Linked DNA regions of Homo sapiens: region 1 is linked to region 2. Evidence: read pairs that join two places in POLR2A ChIA-PET (ENCODE). Cell type or tissue: IMR-90. All regions are shown on one strand. Each heading gives the region's core, and the rest is flanking DNA. Links, peaks and the distances in the headings are about the cores only.

Region 1 (4,379 bases), core at 216-4,215, 110 kb after region 2:
AAGTAGGAGCCCAGCAGTCATGAAGACCAGGGGTCCAATCAGGGCACATCTGCTGTCTTGCTGTGCTTTTGGGGAGGTGACATCCCTTCGTGGAGCCTCAGTTTCCTCCTCTGTAAAACGGGGTAATATTAGCACTAACCGCTAATGTGAGCTGTGAGTCATATCTAGCTCTATGCTTGGCACTGGTGAGCACTCGCCTTTCTGTGAAAAGTATCAGAGCGCTTTGAGGACAGGCATTTGTCTCCGTGGGTTTATGTGCTTGCTGCCTGCCACCCTCCCTTGGCCACCTCCTTTCATTTCCTGGGCCTAGGGAGCTATAGAATGGGGTTGTATTACAGGGGTGGACTTGAGACTGCAGCTGGGGCTCAAGCGTGAAGTCCCAGATCAGGTTTAGATTGGAGGACAAGCTCAGGGGTAGAGCCAGATGGAGCTGAGGTTACAGAGGATGAGGTTGGGTCTGCTAGGCCGGTGTGCTAAACATAGGAAGAAAGTCCAGGTGGGAGTAAGATGTGGATGGGGAAAGTGGTGGGGTGGGAAGAGGGCCAGAGGGCGGCTGAATCACACATGCTGAGATCTGACAACTGCCTCCTTTGGGGACGCTGCAGCCCCATCACATCTCTGAGGCCCCACTCAGAGTGGAAAACATGTCTCACCCGAAACCTGGTAGGGCAGGACGGGAGCCTGGGCGGCCCGCCCCAGGAGGAGGCCCAAGGCTGCTCTCCCTCCTTTGGGACGTCACCAGCCTCCTCCTGGGCAGCTGATACCTTCTCACGACCACCTTCCATCTCCTGCCCTGCCCTTTGCTGCACTGTGGGTAACACCCCTGTGTTACTTTCTGGAGAGGTGAAAGGATAAGGCAAGATCCCCCAAGGCCTAAGTGCTGTGTCTCATCTTGCCAGAGGAGGGCAGAGGCCCAGAACGGAGGACATGTCTCTTGGGAAGAGACACTTCCAAGGTGGCTGGGGGTAAGGGGGGAATTTGGGGGAAAGGCTTGGGGAGTGTGGTGGAATGGGGGCCCGAGAGCCCTCCTGGATTCCCCTCCTTCACCCCACTTCCATTCCTCCTCTGTCCCCAGAAATAAGAATGTCTAAGCCCCTGGAGGCCGAGAAGCAAGGTCTGGACTCCCCATCAGAGCACACAGGTGGGTGGGCAGGGAGCAGGGGGGCAGGGGTCACCGTGGGCAGGGGAAGTGGGACAGATGGGAAGAGAGCTGGGAGGGGACAGGTGTGGTGGGGGTGGCTGATGACAACACATCCTTTCCCTCTCTTTGCAGACACCGAAAGAAATGGACCAGACACTAATCATCAGGTTAGGAGGGAGTGGATAAGCGGGAGGGGGTGGGAAGGAATGGGGAGAGGGGTTCAGAGGGGGCTCTGTGCCGCCTATGGTAGGAGGGCAGGGAGCGGGGGTGGTCAGAAGCTGCTTCACTGCACTATTCCCATCCCCTTGCTCCTACTTTCTCTTTGCAGAACCCCCAAAATAAGACCTCCCCATTCTCCGTGTCCCCAACTGGCCCCAGTACAAAGGTAAGCACCTGTCAGAACAGCCAGGGAAGTGGGCAGCGCTTGGAAGAGGGTCCTCAGGAGGCCTGCCTCAGTCCAAGGGCTGAGAGAGCACTGAGCCTTGGTACCTTGGTAACGAGGTTCCTCCCGCCCCTTCTCACTCTTGGGCTCCCACCCCAGGCCTGTGACTCACGCAGGCTCCTTCCCCTTCCCTAGGGGGTGGGGGTGGCTAGGGAAATCCCCCCCAGAGCCCCAGGGCGATGAACAACAGGAAGCCAAAGGCCCGCCCCCATCCCAACTTCCCTGACCCAACAGAGGCCTGCACCACCGCCTGTCCCCCAATATACACATTTAGCGGCCAGCTGAGGTGGGGGTGGGGGGGCTGGTACCAGTTGAGGATAGCTGTAGGAATGCAGGAGAGAATGACAGGGAGGCCGGAAGCAGCCAGGCAGTGCAAATTCCACATCCAGATGGGGCCCTGTGCCTGGCATTCTGGGCTTCTTGGGGTTGCCTGGGCTCCAGTCTCCACCCTCCAGCCTGGTCCAGGGGTAGCAGGCAGGTCCAGAGGCTTGAAGGTAGCACTGGAGGTGGGGGCAGAGAAGGTGTGAGCAGGACTCCAGACCCTGACCAGTGGTGGCTGAGGGATGGGGTGGGAGGCTGGGAACTGCTCCCCACCCTGCTACAGCTTTGCTCTGTGACCATGGGAAAGTCACTTCCCCTCTCTGGGCCTCTCAGTTTCCTCTTCAGTATCATTGGTCAGGGGGGAGGGGGCAGTCGGATGGGATGGCCTCTGTGGTTGCCTCCATGTCTGGTGTACCCCCATGCTACCATGAGAGGAGAGGATAAAAGTGCTTTGTGAGCAGATGTCCTGCTTCTGTGCTGAGCGCTTTGAACGGGGTCTAGGGGAGACAGGCTCTCGATCTTGACCTCCTTGACCCTCTGATGGCAGGTTTGGCTATTGCCTTAGCCCTCAGAGCACAGCGTGTATCCATTGCCCCCACCCTGTCCTCAGTTGAATCAGATCTTTGCAGTCTGTTCTCAAACTGGCAGCAGGCTTCCTTCTTTTGGGGATGCCAGTGGGACCAAGGGAATGAAGGTTTCTCCCTCCCCTTCCTGGCCTCGGGCTCTGTCCACAACTCGCCCTGTACGCCCTGTTTCTCTGGGCTTTGCCTCTCAACTTCTCTCCATCTCTTCTGTGTCAGTCTTTCCCTAACTGAAGTGATTCATGTGCTTCTGTCACAGTCTCAGGCATAAGACCACTGTGCGCAACTATTTACATAATAATTTTGTTAATTGGCTCAATTTTTTAAAAAAGCACCTTATTATGGAAAATGTGAAGTGGATACAGAAATAGAGAGAAGGTTATAATGAAAATAAAGCCCCTAGATACCCATCAATCAGCTTCAACAATTACCAACTCATGAACTGGCTTGCTTTTCGACAGCTTTTTAAATAAATGTTTTTTAAATGGAAATTTCACAAATGGAAAACCAGAATCACTTGCCATGGAAATAAATATGATGATTATTAAAATTTACCCAGAGTCTCTTGTGTGCCGAAGGGTCTAAACCTCAGAGGCCTGTTAAAAAAGAGGCTTATTAAAAAGAGGCTTATTAAAAAAGGAGATTAGGGCTGGGCGCGGTGGCTCATGCCTGTATTCCCAACAGTTTGGGAGACAAAGCGGGCAGATCACCTGAGGTCAGGAGCTTGAGACCAGCCTGGCCAACACGGTGAAACTTCGACTCTACTAAAAATACAAAAATTAGCCGGGCATGGTGGTGAGTGCCTGTAATCCCAGCTACTTGGGAGGCTGAGGCATTGTGGAGAATTGCTTGTGCCCAGGAGGTAGAGGTTGCAGTGAGCCGAGATTGCACCACTGCACTCCAGCCTGGGCAACAGAGAAAGACTCCAGCTCAAAAAAAAAAAAAAAAGGAGATTAGGCCAGATGCAGTGGCTCAAGCCTGTAGTTCTAACACTTTGGGAGGCCAAGGTGGGTAGATCGCTTGAGCCCGGGAGTTCAAGACCAGCCTGGGCAACATAGTGAGACCCTGTCTCTACAGAAAATACAAAAATTAGCTGGGTGTGCATGCCTGTAGTCTCAGCTACTTGAGACAGAGGCAGGAGGATCGCTTGAGTCTGGGAAGTTGAGGCTGCAGTGAGTCCTGATGGTGCCACTGCACTCCAGCTTGGGTGACAGAGCAAGACCCTGTCTCAAAAAAAAAATTAAAATAAAAGTGGAGATTAGCTAGTATTGGAGAGATGGTAAAGACATTCAAGCACCAATCAGAGACTTTAAGATAACCAGAAACAATGAAAAAAGCACTGAAAAGGGAATAGTGTGCTCACCATGGCATTCAACATTATTTTTTTAAAACTTTTTTTTTTTGAGACGGAGTCTCGCACTGTCACCCGGGCTGGAGTGCAATGGCATGATCTCGGCTCATTGCAACCTCCACCTCCTGGGTTCAAGCGATTTTTGAGGCGGAGTCTCGCTCTGTCGCCCAGGCTGGAGTGCGATGGCACCATCTTGGCTCACTGCACCTCCACCTCCCGGCTTCAGGTGATTCTCTTGCCTTAGCCTCCCAATTAGCTGGGATTACAGGTGTGTGCCACCATGCCTGGCTAATTTTTGTATTTTTAGTAGAGATGGGGTTTCACCATGTTGGCCAGGCTGGTCTCGAACTCCAGACCTCAAGTGATCCTCCCACCTTGGCTCCCAAAGTGCTGGGATTAAGGGGCGAGCCACCGCGCTCAGCCTATTTTTAAAAAAACTTTGTATTAAAATATGATACACATTAAAAACACACATAGATCTTCAATGTATGACTCTGTGAACTTTCAGAAACTTAGCACACCCATGTCACTAGCACCAGATCA
Region 2 (4,379 bases), core at 306-4,305:
TGTTCCTGTGGGGTCTGGGCTCTCCAGTTTGCTCAACCCACTCCAGGGGCATCTTTACACTGCCTGGGATAGGACAGACCCTGCCCCTTCCTTGCTCAACACCACCCAGATTTCGCCTGGTTTGTAGTATCAATGAATGAACATACAGAGCAAGCTGATGGATAAGGGGGAGGATGGCTGTTCTGGGCGAGGGGCAGACCTTGGGATCCTGGGGACGCCTTCCTCCCTGCTACTCACACGTGGTCAGCCGTGAAGTCAGTGAGGTGTCCCTCACCCTTCTACCACCCCATGACCCCTTCCCAGGTCCAGCCCTGTCTTCTGCTGGACCATCTTTAGCTTCCCACTCACCCCACTTTGAGCCCAGATCTAACACCAGTTACGACCCTCCCCCAACCTGGAACTACTCAGCCAGCTTTCAAGGCCTTCCAAAGTCTAGGCCTCCCTCCTGGACAATTCCATCCCCAACTGCATTCTGCCTGCCCTGCCTGAGCACCCTGGGCTGCAGGGGCCTGGGAGGAGCCTATCAGGAATCACCTGCATGTGCTTAGGGAGATAAAGACTATTATGGCCAGGCTCAGTGGCACACACGTGTAATCCTAGCACTTAGGGAGGCCAAGGCGGGCAGATCACCTGAGGTCAGGAGATTGAGACCAGCCTGGTCAACGTGGCAAAACCCTGTCTCTACTAAAATACAAAAATTAGCTGGGTGCAGTGGTGGGGGCCTGTAATCCCAGCTATTAGGGAGACTGAGGCAGGAGAATCGCTTGAGCCTGGAAGGTGGAGGTTGCAGTGAGCTGAGACTGCACCACTGTGCTCCAGCCTGGGCAACAGAGCAAGACTCCATCTCAATCAATCAATCAATCAATGGAGAGAAAGACTATTATCCTAGGTAACCTCTGAAAAAGGTGGGAATCTTCCTGCTCTCAAGACCTTTGATGTTTCGAAGCCCCTTCAAATCCCAATAGCTCTGACACTGGTTTACTTTTCCTCTAGTTAGAATGAATCTTCCTCTGATCCCCTACCCCTGCACAAGTTTCAGGTCTTAATCACTCAGAATAGTATGGGTTACAAATGTGGGCCGCAGGGGCCTCCCGTACTCAAATCTCACATCTCTGCCTAGCTGTGAAACCTTGGGCAAATCTCTGTCCTTAGTTTTTTTTTCCTTTTTTTTTTTTTTAAGTGACAGGGTCTTGCACTGTTGCCCAGACTGGAGTGCAGTGGTGTGAACACAGCTCACTGCAGCCTCAATCTCCCTCATATCAAGCAATCCTGCCTCCGCCTCAGCCTCCAGAGTAGCTGGGAATACTGGTGTGCACCACCATGCTCGGCCAATCATTTTTATTTTTAATAGAGACAAAGTCTCTCTCTCTTGCCCAGGTCTTGAATTCTTGAGCTCGAGTGATCCTCCTGCCTCAGCCTCCCAAAGCACTCGGATTACAGGCATGTGCCACCAGGCCTGGCTAACTTTTAAGTTTTGTAGAGATGAGGTCTTGCTGTTGCCCAGGCTGGTCTCGAACTCCTGGCCTTAAGTGATCCTCCTGCCTCAGTCTCCCAAAGCACTGGGATTGCAAGCGTGAGCCACCGCACCTGGCCAGTTTATTTTTATTTTTATTTTCTTTTGAGAGGGAGTCTCACTCTGTCGCCCAGGCTGGAGTGCAGTGGCGCGATCTCGGCTCACTGCAAGCTCCGCCTCCCGGGTTCACGCCATTCTCCTGCCTCAGCCTCCTGAGTAGCTGGCCACCACAGGCGCCCGCCACCACTCCTGGCTAATTTTTTGTATTTTTAGTAGAGACGGGGTTTCACCGTGTTAGCCAGGATGGTCTCGATCTCCTGACCTCGTGATCTGCCCGCCTCGGCCTCCCAAAGTGCTGGGATTACAGGCGTGAGCCACCACGCCCAGCCACCAGTTTTAAAAATCTATACAACAGGGATAATATGAAATCTATGTCACAAGCCTGTTGGGATCATAGTACACATACAGTGGTAAGTGTGGTGCTTGCCTCAGGTAGGCAGTCAGATGAATAACTGGATGGTCTCCAAATACACCAAGAGCTCACCCTCTTGCAGTGCTGTCTGCCTGGAATGTTCTTTTCCTCTTTCACTGCCAGATTCCTACTTTTCCTTCAGGGACTACCTTCTCTAGGAAGTCCTTAACTCCTGATCTCCCACCATGGAGGTCTGTTTCCTGGGATCCCACTGTCCCTGCACATCCCCATCACAGCCCAGAGAAGCCTTAGGCCTGACTCATCTCTGCCCCCAGCATCACCCAGTATGGGAGAAGGGAGGCTTTAGGACACACAGGCTGAATGAATCAATGAGACACACTCAGAGAGCAAGCTATCTGTACTTGTGCGTTTCTCCTACCAGATTGTGCATGCCTCCTGTGGGCAGAGCCTGTGCTGACTTGCTCCTGGGTCTCCAGCATCACCCAGTCTGGAGCTGAGGACCTGGGTACCTACAGATTTCCTTCCACACTGTCAGAATTGAGATGAAGGAAGCCCAGAGAAATCAAGTACCCTCCACCAGGCAGAGCAAAGTCCTGGGTGCCCAAAATCCAGGGAAGGCAAGGGCTGGGGGTACAAGCAGAGGATCTGAAGAGGTATATGAGAGTGGCCAGCACAGACCTGGCATAAGCTTGGTGCTCAGTGAAGGTTACCTGATGTTGCTGGGCACCAGGGTGATGCAGTGCAAAGGGCCTTGGCCAACCCACTTTGCAGCATAGCTGGGTGACCTGGTACAGATCACATCGCATTTCAGAGCTTCAGTTTCCCCTCAGGCAGAGAAAGATGACAAGAGAAGCCTGGAAGGGTTGTTCTGGGGAGTCAGTGGGTAAAAAGAGGCCAGGGTGGATCCTGGCACATGGTGGGTACCAGACCAGTTTGTCAGAGGAGGTCCTCTCTCCCCAGAGGTACCCACACTGGCTGTTGCAACCAAACCCTTTTGTTGTTGCTTTTCAGCTGCGTCACACGAAGGCCGTGTCCAACTGCAAGAGCCCGCCTGCTTCACTGGCCCCCAGTGCAGCCTGGCACAGCTGCAGGGTGTCCTCAAGCGCCAGTGGCTGGGATGTCTCAATGATGGCGATGGTCTCCCCCAGCTCTGTGCACATGATAGTCTGTTGAGGCTCTGGAGGTGGGGGTGGGGCAGGAGATGGTGATCTGGGAGGCTGTAGCGTCAAAGTCCGAGCTCGGGCATGGACCCGCTGATGCAGTCGCAAGCCCGCCATGGCGCGGAACCAGCGGCCACAAGTCCCGCAGTAGTAGGGACTCTTGTTGTAGAGACCAGTGATGGGGAGGCGGGGGGCGCGGGCAAAGGCGACTGGCCGCAAGTGCAACCGCCGGTGCTGCTGCAGGTTGGAGCTCTGTGTGAAGCGCTTGCCACAGTCCAGGCATTGGTAGGGACGTGCACCCGTATGGGTCAGCTGGTGGCGGCTGAGGTTGGCCAAAGAAGCAAAGGTCTTGCCACATGAGTGGCACTGGAAGGGCCTCTCACCCGTGTGTGTCCGCAGGTGGTTGCGCACGTGGATCAGCTTCTTGAAGCCCTTGCCACAAACCCCACAGCGGTGACGCCGTTCAGGGGGCCCGTGTACTGCACGCCGGTGCCGGGACAGCCGGGAAGCTGAGGCAAAGGACTTGGAGCACTGTGGGCAGGGCAGCTGGGCAGGTGGGGCAGGGGGTGGTGGTGGAGGGGTGGGCTCCGCTGGAGCTGGGGGAGCTGTTGCTCCTGTGGGAGGTGCCCCGCTTTTGCCGGCGTGAGTGCGCCGGTGGTAGAGGAACTTGGTCATGTTGCTGAACGTCTTGCCGCAACGACAGCGATGCAATGGGTTGGCAGTGTGGGCCCGCCGGTGAGCCACCAACGTGAGTTCTGTGCCAAAGCCGCGGCCACAGTCTACACAGAGGTAGCGGGCTTCCCCGCGATGCAGCCGCAAGTGCTGCTCAAGCGATGCTGCTTTCTTGAAGACCTTGGAGCAGGTTGTACACTCATGTGTGCCACCAACATGGGCCCGCCCATGAGCCTGCAGCCGGTTGGCGGAGCTGAAACTGCGCTGACACTGGCTGCAGTGGAAGGGGTGGGTGGCAGATGCCGGGCTGTGAGCCGTCCGCCGGTGTTGCCGGCGAGCCCCTGCTGAGGGCTGGTGCTGGGGACAGTCCCCGCAGCCCTGAGCCCAGCCAGCTGTGGACTCGTCACCTCCCACAGCATCATCACCGACCTCTGCCATGGCCTCCTCATCCTCCATCTCTTCATCATCTTCTTCATCCTCCTCATCGTCCTCTTCCTCCTCCTCCAACCCATTGCGCTCCTCTTTCTCTAGGGAGTCAAAGTGGGTGCCCTGATGCTCCAAGAACTCCTCAGGGGTGGCGCAGAGGGTAGAGCACTCAGGA

What was found. ChIA-PET counts read pairs that join two places held together with the same protein. Peaks named below come from ENCODE experiments on the same cell type or tissue, not always from the same donor. Only the 100,000 strongest peaks of a DNase experiment are listed, where the experiment ranks them.
Region 1: POLR2A ChIA-PET joins it to region 2 with 6 read pairs; 11 of 35 experiments call an interaction of 5 or more read pairs at or near these places.

What each region holds. Positions count from the first base shown.
Region 1 is chr19:42,119,273-42,123,651 of GRCh38, reverse strand. POU2F2 (POU class 2 homeobox 2) reads left to right here. Exons shown (of 15, transcript NM_001394376.1): 2 at 1,076-1,141; 3 at 1,274-1,308; 4 at 1,470-1,526. Among named protein-coding and RNA genes, the nearest start is that of POU2F2, 11 kb to the left of the region's middle. RefSeq lists a silencer at 1,573-1,652. In IMR-90, for the core only: no CTCF peak of the experiment used is centred there; a DNase peak (open chromatin) is centred at 1,751; H3K27ac peaks cover 1,302 bases.
Region 2 is chr19:42,225,000-42,229,378 of GRCh38, reverse strand. ZNF526 (zinc finger protein 526) reads right to left here. Exons shown (of 3, transcript NM_133444.3): 3 at 1,178-4,379. The coding sequence ends at 2,963. Among named protein-coding and RNA genes, the nearest start is that of ZNF526, 6.9 kb to the right of the region's middle. In IMR-90, for the core only: no CTCF peak of the experiment used is centred there; no DNase peak of the experiment used is centred there.